Linked DNA regions of Homo sapiens: region 1 is linked to region 2. A link is a loop called in an ENCODE intact Hi-C map of the cell type or tissue named here. Cell type or tissue: prostate gland. All regions are shown on one strand.

Region 1 (5,000 bases), 530 kb before region 2:
CTATGTGTATTTTTTGGGTTTTAGTCCCAGCTGTTCAATGTATATTTAGTTAAGTAATGTAGCTATGTAAGAACAAGTGTTATGCCTATTTATAAAGGCACATTGTTTTAATTGACTGCACATGTATGTTTTATTTTACTCTGGGTAGAAAGTACCCAGACTCAAGCCCATTCTGCATGGCTACCTCCAGAATATGTGAGCACACTGGAAGGCAGAAAGTTGATTTTCTCCCATGCTTCCAAAGACAAAGGCCTTGGGATGATCTTGGACATTGTTTTTCTAGTGATATTTGTTTTTGTATACAATCATGTAGGTCTTCCTGGAGTTCTGATCACAGCTTTTTTGCATTCCACATAGTGGATACCCACATGTAGGAGCTTTAAATATGTTGTGAAAAAATTGTTTGATGATATTTCTCTATCTTGAACTTATTAACACATCAGAATCCCACCTGTAAAGTGCAGAGAGTATACCTATACTTCCTGCCTCACCAAGATTTTTTAAGCTCCTTCAACCATTGGTCAGATGTCTTTAAAAAAATTTAAGGATTTTTTTTTTTTTTAAATAGAGCATACTTCCAAGTGCTCTTTGTCACCATACGTAGATTTCTAGGTAAGGTCCATTTTGTTGATATGCTGGGAGAAATGCATATTTAGATTCAAAGCCAAATTATCAAGTGGAATATAAGCAGAGCAAATATCAAAGTGTATTTTTAGTACTTTGGCATTTTGACATGAGTTCTTGCCAATCAGTTTCCTTTTTGTGGTTATAAGCTGATTTTCCTTCCCTGTTAAGAACAAATGCCCTTTATTTTAATGTTTTCACTTGCTGACAGCTTTCTTTTATATGAATTTCAAGTGCACTATATTATGTGGAGTTCCTGTTTGGCAAACTGTACCCATGTAAAATCATATTGGTCCTGTCAACTGATAGACATAACTTACAAAAAGAAACTCTGATTTGGAAAGCTCCAAAGCTGAAAGTTGGCTATTAGTAAGATTTCATTTGCTTCCATATCTGCATTCTGTTTTTGATGAAATAATTAAGGATAAAATTTCAGTGGAACATTTTTTAAGGGTACTGAAATACACACTACATGCCTCATTTATATTTTGCTCCAAGAAGTAAAATTCCCATTGCCATTTGGGAACTAGGAAGAAGGAAGGCGAGAAGTCTAGATGGTACTGGACATGGATATCAAGTATAACAATCAAACCACCTAGAGAACTATAGGCATAGAAATGGGACAGAGGGTCTTTCATTGCCAGATTACTCAGTAAAATCTGGACTGGATCAGAAGTACTCTCAAGCCATTTGCATCGTACCCTTGGCAAGGGGCCTACTGAGAGTAAAGTAAGTATGAAATGGGCTGTTCAGCTCCCCAGGGTCACAGCCCATTCATATATCAATGCTGTACTCATTAACAATGTCTTTGGAAATAGAAACGTAAGCAAACCGTGTTCTGACCATTCCCTTCTGAATGGACTGAGTTGGCAGGGTGAGCCTTGTCTCTTGCTTCTGTTGACAATCACACGTGGAAAATCCCAATGTTCAGGATAGTCAATCTGTCATCTGTGGTGAACACCATAAAACAAGCAGTGATGTACTTAGCAAAGCTGCTGACCTTTTGTGAACTAGGATGGACGATGTCCTTACAATTGGAGGATGAGCTCTGGGGGAAAAGAGTCATAAAGATCTCATTAATATACTAGATTTGGGTAACAGTTACAATGAGTGTATGGAGACAAAAGAGAAGGGAACTAGCCTCTGTTGGAATCTCAGAGGGCTGGAGCTCTTAAGTAGTTGTAAGAGCAAGGCCGATTTTTCATGCATGGATGCATTGGGGTTCCTTGTGTATAATATCCATGCATATACATATGTGTACTATATGAAGTCAGGCGTTCCTGTATGATATGAATATAGTTGCAAAAGTGTGACTATACTGAGGTTAATTCCACAAGCTCTGAACAAAGGTCTCATTCTTTTATGATCTTTTTTTTTTTATAGGGCTGTGGGAACTACAATATTAGTTAAAAGCATTGCGGTCTGAATTGGGATGCTGGTTTTTGGAAGGCTGGTTGATAGAACGGAAAGAGCTCTGAACTGATTAGTAGGGGACTTTTCTCTCAGACTCAGGTGCACCACCCTAAAAGCTGTGTGACAGGAGGAGGTTTCCTAGTCTCTCTGGGTTTCCTTTGCTGGTAGGCGAATCAGAAAGCTGGATAGATGCTTCTGGTCTCCCTTTTTAAATTTCGTGCTTCTCAAATAATTGCTATGGTGGTGATGTTGGTGAGAATCTTTACCTGGATTTTTATGGAGTTACTCTAATTTCTGAGAGCCTTTGTCTTCTCCTACCCAAGAAATCCTCCTGCTTTGTGTTTCTTTGAGTATTTTTTAAGAAAGGAAAAAGTGAGGAAAGTGATGAAAAGAGCCAGGGCAGTGCGCTAGAGAAGGAGAGCATGCAGGCGCCGGCAGGGTGCCAAGCTGGCGTCCACGCGGCCCGTGCTCGCTCTGTGCCGCCTGGCAGCCAGGCAGGAGCACCTCTCGAGAGGGGCGACTGCCCTGCGTCTCAGGCAGGGAACAGCCCAGGGTTATAGCTTCACTTTATTTGTTAAACAAAAGGAGATAATTAAAGGAGCTATAAAAAATTCCCTCCAGAGCCTGTACTTTCTTTGCACACTGGCGTGGTTTATTAATTGATACAGATTTCCGGTTCAGTTCACCCTGCGCCCGCGGTTGAGCAATGATCTGCGTGGTCAGAGTTTGTGACTGCGGTGGTCTCGGGGGCGCAGGGCTGTCCGCCATGTGAGGCATGGCTCTTCTTCCCAAGAAAGCCAGTCACGAATCCAGATATTCAGGGCACGCAGGACAGAGCAAGGGAGGAAGCCACTGTCGCCGATCTCGCCTAATGCCCCTGGCTTGCTCTCCTCCTTCTTCTTCTGGTTCCTGTTTTCCTGGTACATTTTATTCCCCTCTTTTCTTCTCCCCCATTCCCTTAAGTAGAGGTGACACAGATCAATACCTTTGATGGAAAGTAATAATCAGGCCTATTAAGTGACAAAGGTTTACTCTGTAACAGCTGTGCTGGCGGGAGAGGAGAGCTTGTCTGACTAATGAATCATGAAACAATCAGGCAGTAGCCATTTGTGTTTAGATCTGTAAATATGGTGTGGTTCAAGTGCCAGACCATTGCCGGCGCTCCAGCTGGGGGCACAGATGGTCCGCATTCAGAGCAGCACGAGTGTGAAGAAAGGGTTTTTTCCCTTTCTCTGTCCCACACCGCACCTCTCTGAGCCTACACTCAGTTATCTGCAGCAGGAACTTCAGAGAAAGAAAAGGAGACCCTTTCAGGGGAGGAAGCCCTTCCAATGTGAGTTTCAGTGTAGGTCACCAAATACTCCAGGCTCCTCATTGCTCCACCTGGGAGGAAAAACATGATAATAGAAGATGTCACTGTTTTTTATTCCCATAAGAAGGTTTGATATGTATGTGACTCTGAATGTCTGTTTGACTTGGCACTGTCAACTATATTCCTTTATATTTTTCCTACACATTACTATACAAGACCCCCTGTTTTGTTCTTAGCTATAAATGGAACAAGTTGAGAGAAAAATATACATTCCAAGATGAGAAATTCACATTTATATACAAAGCTAAAAATGTTCTATATAAAATTATGCTAATAATGTCTGCTTGGATTCTGTTTCTCCTAGCTCTTGAAGTAAGGAACCTTGTCTTCAAGGGATGAGATTATCAAGAATTAGTTCTCCTAACCCACTATGAAACAGGGTTTTGTAGTTTTTTGTTGTTCACATTAGCCAAGAAAGTGTCACTCTTTACTAGAGCTGGATGCTGAGCTGACATTAAAAAAAAAAAAAAAAAAATCTTGTCATTGATGTTGTTTGAATCATTTATGTATCTATTAATGTACCGTAATTTCTTCTGGTGCTCTGATAGCTGTGTTTCTTAACAGTTGCTACTGGAGTCTTTATAGAGCTTGCATTGTGGCACCCTTTCAACCATGAGAAATACATTCTTCACCAATTTTTCTCTTTAAAAACATCTTTAAAACATGCAGTAAGAAACGGCTAGTAGGGGGAAAATTATAAATGTTTAGGAATATTTAGGAAAGACAGATATTTCAAAATATATTCTAGAATCTATTAATACGTTTTCCTTTTAAATTTGGCCTCTTTTATGGGAGGGCACCACTTTCTCTTGCCTCTCTTGTTTGGATAAATTAAAGTTTATTAAATAAACAAAGAAGACATTTTTCAGGATGAGCTATTTATACAACGATGGAAGTAAGTCCCATCAATGTTTCAACTAAAGTGCTAAATTGTAAGTTTGCTTTTGAAATTAAAGATATTTATGGGAGTACTGAGTTGTGATAAAACAGGCCCAAAGCAATCTCCACATAGCTCTGCAGAGCTTCCTGGGGCTGGCTGGCTTTTGGTTCCCTAAGGATTGGGTGATATGAAGATGCTTTTGATTTGTTGGTCTAAGGTTGCTGGTAATTTCAGTTTATTATTGAACCAGAAAACAAGTAGTGAAAAGGGCACAATGAGATTAGAGTACAAGTGTGTGAAAATGGCTTTCCTTTCCCCACCTTTTCCTCAGAGGTACACCCAAGGTTTGGTGGTCAGGGCAGCCCTTGTGGAGACAGGAACTCAGTTAGGCACGCTCACCACCATCTATAATGCTTAGAATCTCATTATGTGATCAATCTCATTGTCTTCAAAGGGAAATCTTGCTGTGCCATGGTGACATTTTTTCTTATACCAATTGCTTCTTTGCCTACCAGGTCTATAATAGACCTGGCCATGGCTTATCAGAAGTCTGTTTTGAAAAACACTGGTGATAGGACCATGACTTGCTCATTACAGATTCAGCTCAATACTCGGCCCCTCTGTTCTAGCTACCTTAAGTACAGCATCGTTCCAATACTTGACAAACTTGGGACACTGCCTATACAGAGATAAAGCTTTTGATACTTTCAG
Region 2 (5,000 bases):
TTCCCTTACAATTCTGCATTTATTGCAAACATTACTAATCACTCATGACATGACAGAGCCTGGCCCCAGACCCAGAATCCTCATCAACATAGCACTCTAAAGTCTCGACAGCCACTGCCAACCACTCAGATTTGGTACATGAGATGAAATTATTTACTGTCCCTCTTAGAATCAGAAATTCTCATTTCTCCCTAGGATATTCCCACTCTGTATTATTTATAACACTTCCCTAAGTTATAGAAAGATTTCTAAAAATGATGACCATGAAAGAAAACTTGTTGTCCCCAAAATTTAAATATTTAGAGCATAAGATCCATCCGCTATTCTGCCTGATAAAATCAGTTATGCAATACTCTACAAAGTACTTCGGCATTTGTAATTTTCCTAAGGACTCCATGCTCATGTATTGATATTCATCCATAATTAAATATATATGTTTGATGTCAATATTCCTTTGTTAGTCAGTGGAAATATATGAGTTCTCTGTTCATTGAAACCAGCTCAATGGAAATATTCTTTGACTTGGTGATTAAAAGAAAGGAAATTTGTCTTGCTACTGATGTCAAAATTGTATCATTAAAACATTTTCTGAATATAGAACAGAGTAAGAAAAAGTTTAAAATGTTACTTATTATTTTTTCATCTTCCTCTTTTCTACCTCAAGCTCAAATTTTTAGAAACAATTCCCTTAATTTGTTCTAGTTTCAAAAAGAGAATTGCAGGGATATATGGAGATACATTTATAGAGTTTGAGTAGTTTAGAGGTATGTTTAAAGGGGAGCATTAATCTATCAATACAGTGAAAAAGCATCTATAAGTGATGAGATTGTATGGTCTATATCTGATATAAATAAGCTCACTTAATATCTACATATATAGTGAAGACTACTCATAATCTCAAGAGATTACTATCCAGACATGTGAAAATTGTATATCCACTTGCAAAATTCCCAAATAACATGAAGAATGCATAAATGCAAATTGAGAGGTTTACAACAATAGCTGTCAGAGGAAAACCTGAGCTAATTGGTGAAAGGTGTTAGAGGCAAGGTTCTGAAGCATGAATGAGAATTGGATGAATGAGAAATAAAATAGAGGGAATGTGAGAAGGTCTGCATGAGCAAAGGCTCCAAAGAAGGATGGTGTAAATCTTATTTAATGGAAAAGCACATCAGAATAGGGGCATTTGCAATGAGGGTAGTGGTCATAAAGAGTAGGTGACTTTGAATATCAAAATAAAGAATTGATTTTTATTTAGAATTGTGTATCGTTTCAGTCTATGAGGCCATTATATTTTTATCTCATGTTTTATAGGCAGAAGTATCCTAATCTTTATATGAACCCTTGCAGAGCAAGGGTAAGCTTCTTATCTAATGTTACAGGAGCCGTGAAACAAGCACAGGATTAAGACTTAGAAAGCGTGGATTTGAATTCTGGGGCTGTCGCTTACTAATGGATGATTTTTGCATGTTGCTTAACCTCTCTGAATCTTAGTTTCTTTATGAACATCATAGTACATAGCTGTTGAGATTGGAGAGCCGAGATAGTTAGGATTAATCATGCTTCTTTCTTCCACTCCAGTTTTGAAACCAATGGAGAGATCAACACAAGCTTTGGAGAGGAGATCAAAATATCTGCTTCACTGGAAGGAGTTTTGGATTGCTCAACAAGGTTCAGATCTGTGGCATAATCAGGCTTCCTAATCCTGAACCAAAGTTGTTGTTGTATCTCGTAGTTGTCACCTGAGAGCTGACTGACCTGTTTCAAGCATATGTGAGATGCCTTCTGGAAATGCCCGGAAGCATATAGCTAATGGGATGAGGCATTTCAAGGTTGAACTTCAGCAAGAGCAAGTGGGATAAAGGGCAAAAAGCAGCACATTCCTTTCAAAATGTCCCCATTTTAAACTGCAGGCTAGAGTAGACAATGGAAATATATGACATATAAAGAAACTGGTGAGATTATTAAGCAGAGGGCCTTCTGGGGAGCATTAAAGAGTGAGCAAGAAAAATTTCTCAGACATGGTGATTCTAGAATTGAAAAATCATAGACTCTTTCTCTTCTCTCTCCTTTGAGAGTTTCCAGATGAATTCTTGGATCTGGCTACTGAGCAAATATATGAATAATAACCTAGGATCAGCTGGGTATAAGAGGTTTCCACCAGAAGTCCATGAAAACCAATGTTTTTAAGCATCTATTGGGCAACTACCATAAACAATCAGCAAGATGTTTAAACAGTTGATTCTGCCGGCGGCCCAACCAGTTTTTAACTGTATCACGAAAACTGGCCTGGGGGTACAGTCTGAGATTATTCCAGCCCTGCTTTTACACCGCCAGAAATTCCCTTTCTGTTACAAATTTCTACCCCAGAGAGGTTTGCATATTCTTGGCATTTTCACTGTGCATCAGTGAATCAGCTAGCCTACGGGCCAAGGAGAGGGGAAAAAAATCCCAAATAAAACTCAACCCAGTTAGGATGTCTTCATCTATTTTTCAGTGGGAAAAAATACAGCTGGACTCAGTGACTTCAGTCAAAAGCAAACATTACTAGTTGCTTCATTTTTCTAATTTTTATTTTTGACTCTCAAGTTTTGGAGGGCATAATAAAGACATAGCCTCAGCAAAGTCACTTAGAAGATTGAGTTCGTTATTTTGCAAAGCTTGGGTAGTGACACTTCTGCAAAATGCACAAGCACATGAGCAGAGAGATGTGTGAATTCAGGAAAGCAGCCAAATGCACATCAGAGCTGAGGAATGTCACAGCGAAATGAAGAAAACTTGTAAACACCTATCTGTATTTTTAGGTAGAGAATGTTCTAACATATTGCCAATGGGTGCTGCCTGTGTGTTCCTTCCCCTAAGCTTTAAACTCAACTGATATTAAAGGTGATTTGAAAACAATGAAAATTGACAGCTTTATTAATCTAGATGGTGTGTGTGAGAGAGAGACAGAGTGTGTGTGTGTGTGTGCGCGAACACGCACATGATGTGTGACTGCTGCATGTATAGACTGTGCATTTTTACTGTGGGCCTTGCACAGACGAGGGAGCCCTCTACTGATTGGAAATTGTACTAGATGTAAACTATAGAGGGATGCTTTCAGTGCGTTGCTCATGTATCCTCCAAAATGCAGACATTTTGCTTATTTATTTTTCAAATTATGACAGCAGATGCTTTATTTTCGGAAAGGAACTAGAGATGTCAGTCATCATGTGCATACAAGTATATGTCATTCCTTCTATTTAAGGTAAAATTCTTTGATTAAAAATATCTACACTCAGTCTTCAACCTTTTAATATAAAGATGATTGTAACACAATTAAACCACAAATGTCTACATGACTGTGATGAGAATGTGTGACAGAGATCATAACCGCGTTTATCTATTATCATGGTTTATCACACACTATTTTTTCCCTTAAGCGTGTATTTCTTATTTTATACTTTTTTTTTCTCAGAGCATAAAGACAGTTTTAGGGGTGACAATTTGAACTCATTCATGTGGACAGGTTTGTATGTGCTATATTTTCATATGCATAGTTAAATCATATTATTAAGTCCTGTGTACAGACAAGATTAATATTTAGTTGCTTTTGAGTTTAGATACCTGATTTTTAACCTCATGTCTTTATAAAATAATTATAGTTCAACTTTTCATTAATTTAAATCAATGAATAAAAGTAAAATATGGCTGGGTGCACTGGCTCACACATATAATCCTAGCACTTTGGGAGGCTGAGGCAGGAAGATCGCTTGAGTCCAGGAGTCCAAGACCAGCTTGGGCAACATGCCAAAATCCCAGCTCTACAAAAAATACACCCAGGTGTGGTGGTGCATGCCTGTAGTCTCAGCTACTTGGGGGGTGGAGGGGGGAGGATGGTTTTAGCCCAGGAGGTGGAGGTTGCAGTGAGCCGAGATCACACCATTGCACTGCAGCCTGGGCGACAGAGTGAGATCCTATCTCAATAAATAAATAAATAGAAATATTGTTCGCTTATTTTCAACATGACTGGCCTAATCCTATTATGGGATAGTCTCTCTTACCCTAAACGAGTTTTTTAATAGATTGTTTATTATTAGAATGCCAATTATTCCAATTTTTAACAAAGAATTAACATTTTTCTTGGAAGTTAGCTTAAACGTTTATTAGTTTTATATATAAATTTTACAAGAGAGCCTTTATTAAATCAAATTTTTTTAGAATTAAACTCAGTTTGAGTCTCATTCTGTACATAACTTTAACCCTAACCGTAGTTGAAGGCACTGTGTGTTGTTAAACAGCTACACCTGGAATTAACATGGCAGCATAGCTGACTGGGACATGACAGTGACACAGCTTTAACATCTGCCATCTTTTGACCACCAGCATTAATTTTGTTTCTACATCCAATGTCCTCATCCCTCACCAATCTGTCACTCTTTCTGTGGTTCCAACATTACAAAATAGCCATTGCCTTTATTTCATTGAGGATAAAACACATAATGTCAACCTAGGATGATCAATTTACTCTGCCATTAACAGCCACCATTTATGAAATGCCTACTGTGTGCCAATCCCTTTTCAAAAAAATGACCCAAACCTTAGAAATCTGCATGGGAAATCTCACTATTCCAGTTTGTCGGTTGGTATTCTTTTTGTTTGCAAATGACAAATTGTACTCAAACAAAGTTAAGCAGAAGAAGGGGACTGTATTACAAAGACACTGGAGTATCTCATATAATCCCAAAGGTCAGGTATTGCTTTCTCAAATGACATGTCCTAATAGCTTCGCCGAGGTTTCATTTATTTCTTACTATGAGTTCACTGAAAGTTAGGTGTGGATAAAAGTATCAGTCATTATTTCTGAGTATTAAACTACAATGATTTTTGGATATGGCTAATTTCTAATATCCCTAATTTTAATTTTGTTTAAGAGAGAAAATCCTTTTTTGCTGATTTTTCTCTAATGTTTTTCACACATATTTGAGTAAAAATAAATGCCAAATCAGTTTATATGCCAG

The links. Hi-C counts contacts between places; a loop is a spot of excess contacts. Peaks named below come from ENCODE experiments on the same cell type or tissue, not always from the same donor. Only the 100,000 strongest peaks of a DNase experiment are listed, where the experiment ranks them.
Region 1: it touches region 2 in a loop (3-fold over the local background); 50 of 110 quality-filtered maps call a loop at or near these places.

Annotation. Positions count from the first base shown.
Region 1 is chr4:79,047,527-79,052,526 of GRCh38, forward strand. The region is part of intron 2 of LINC01088 (long intergenic non-protein coding RNA 1088); the gene reads left to right. Among named protein-coding and RNA genes, the nearest start is that of LINC01088, 78 kb to the left of the region's middle. In prostate gland, no CTCF peak of the experiment used is centred here; DNase peaks (open chromatin) are centred at 2,505 and 2,825; H3K4me3 peaks cover 678 bases; H3K27ac peaks cover 1,908 bases.
Region 2 is chr4:79,573,560-79,578,559 of GRCh38, forward strand. LINC00989 (long intergenic non-protein coding RNA 989) reads left to right here. Exons shown (of 4, transcript NR_038826.1): 4 at 1,582-2,901. All of the region lies in intron 1 of LOC107986294 (a long non-coding RNA gene), which reads left to right. Among named protein-coding and RNA genes, the nearest start is that of LINC00989, 83 kb to the left of the region's middle. In prostate gland, a CTCF peak has its summit at 3,056 (motif pointing left); a DNase peak (open chromatin) is centred at 3,029; H3K27ac peaks cover 1,456 bases.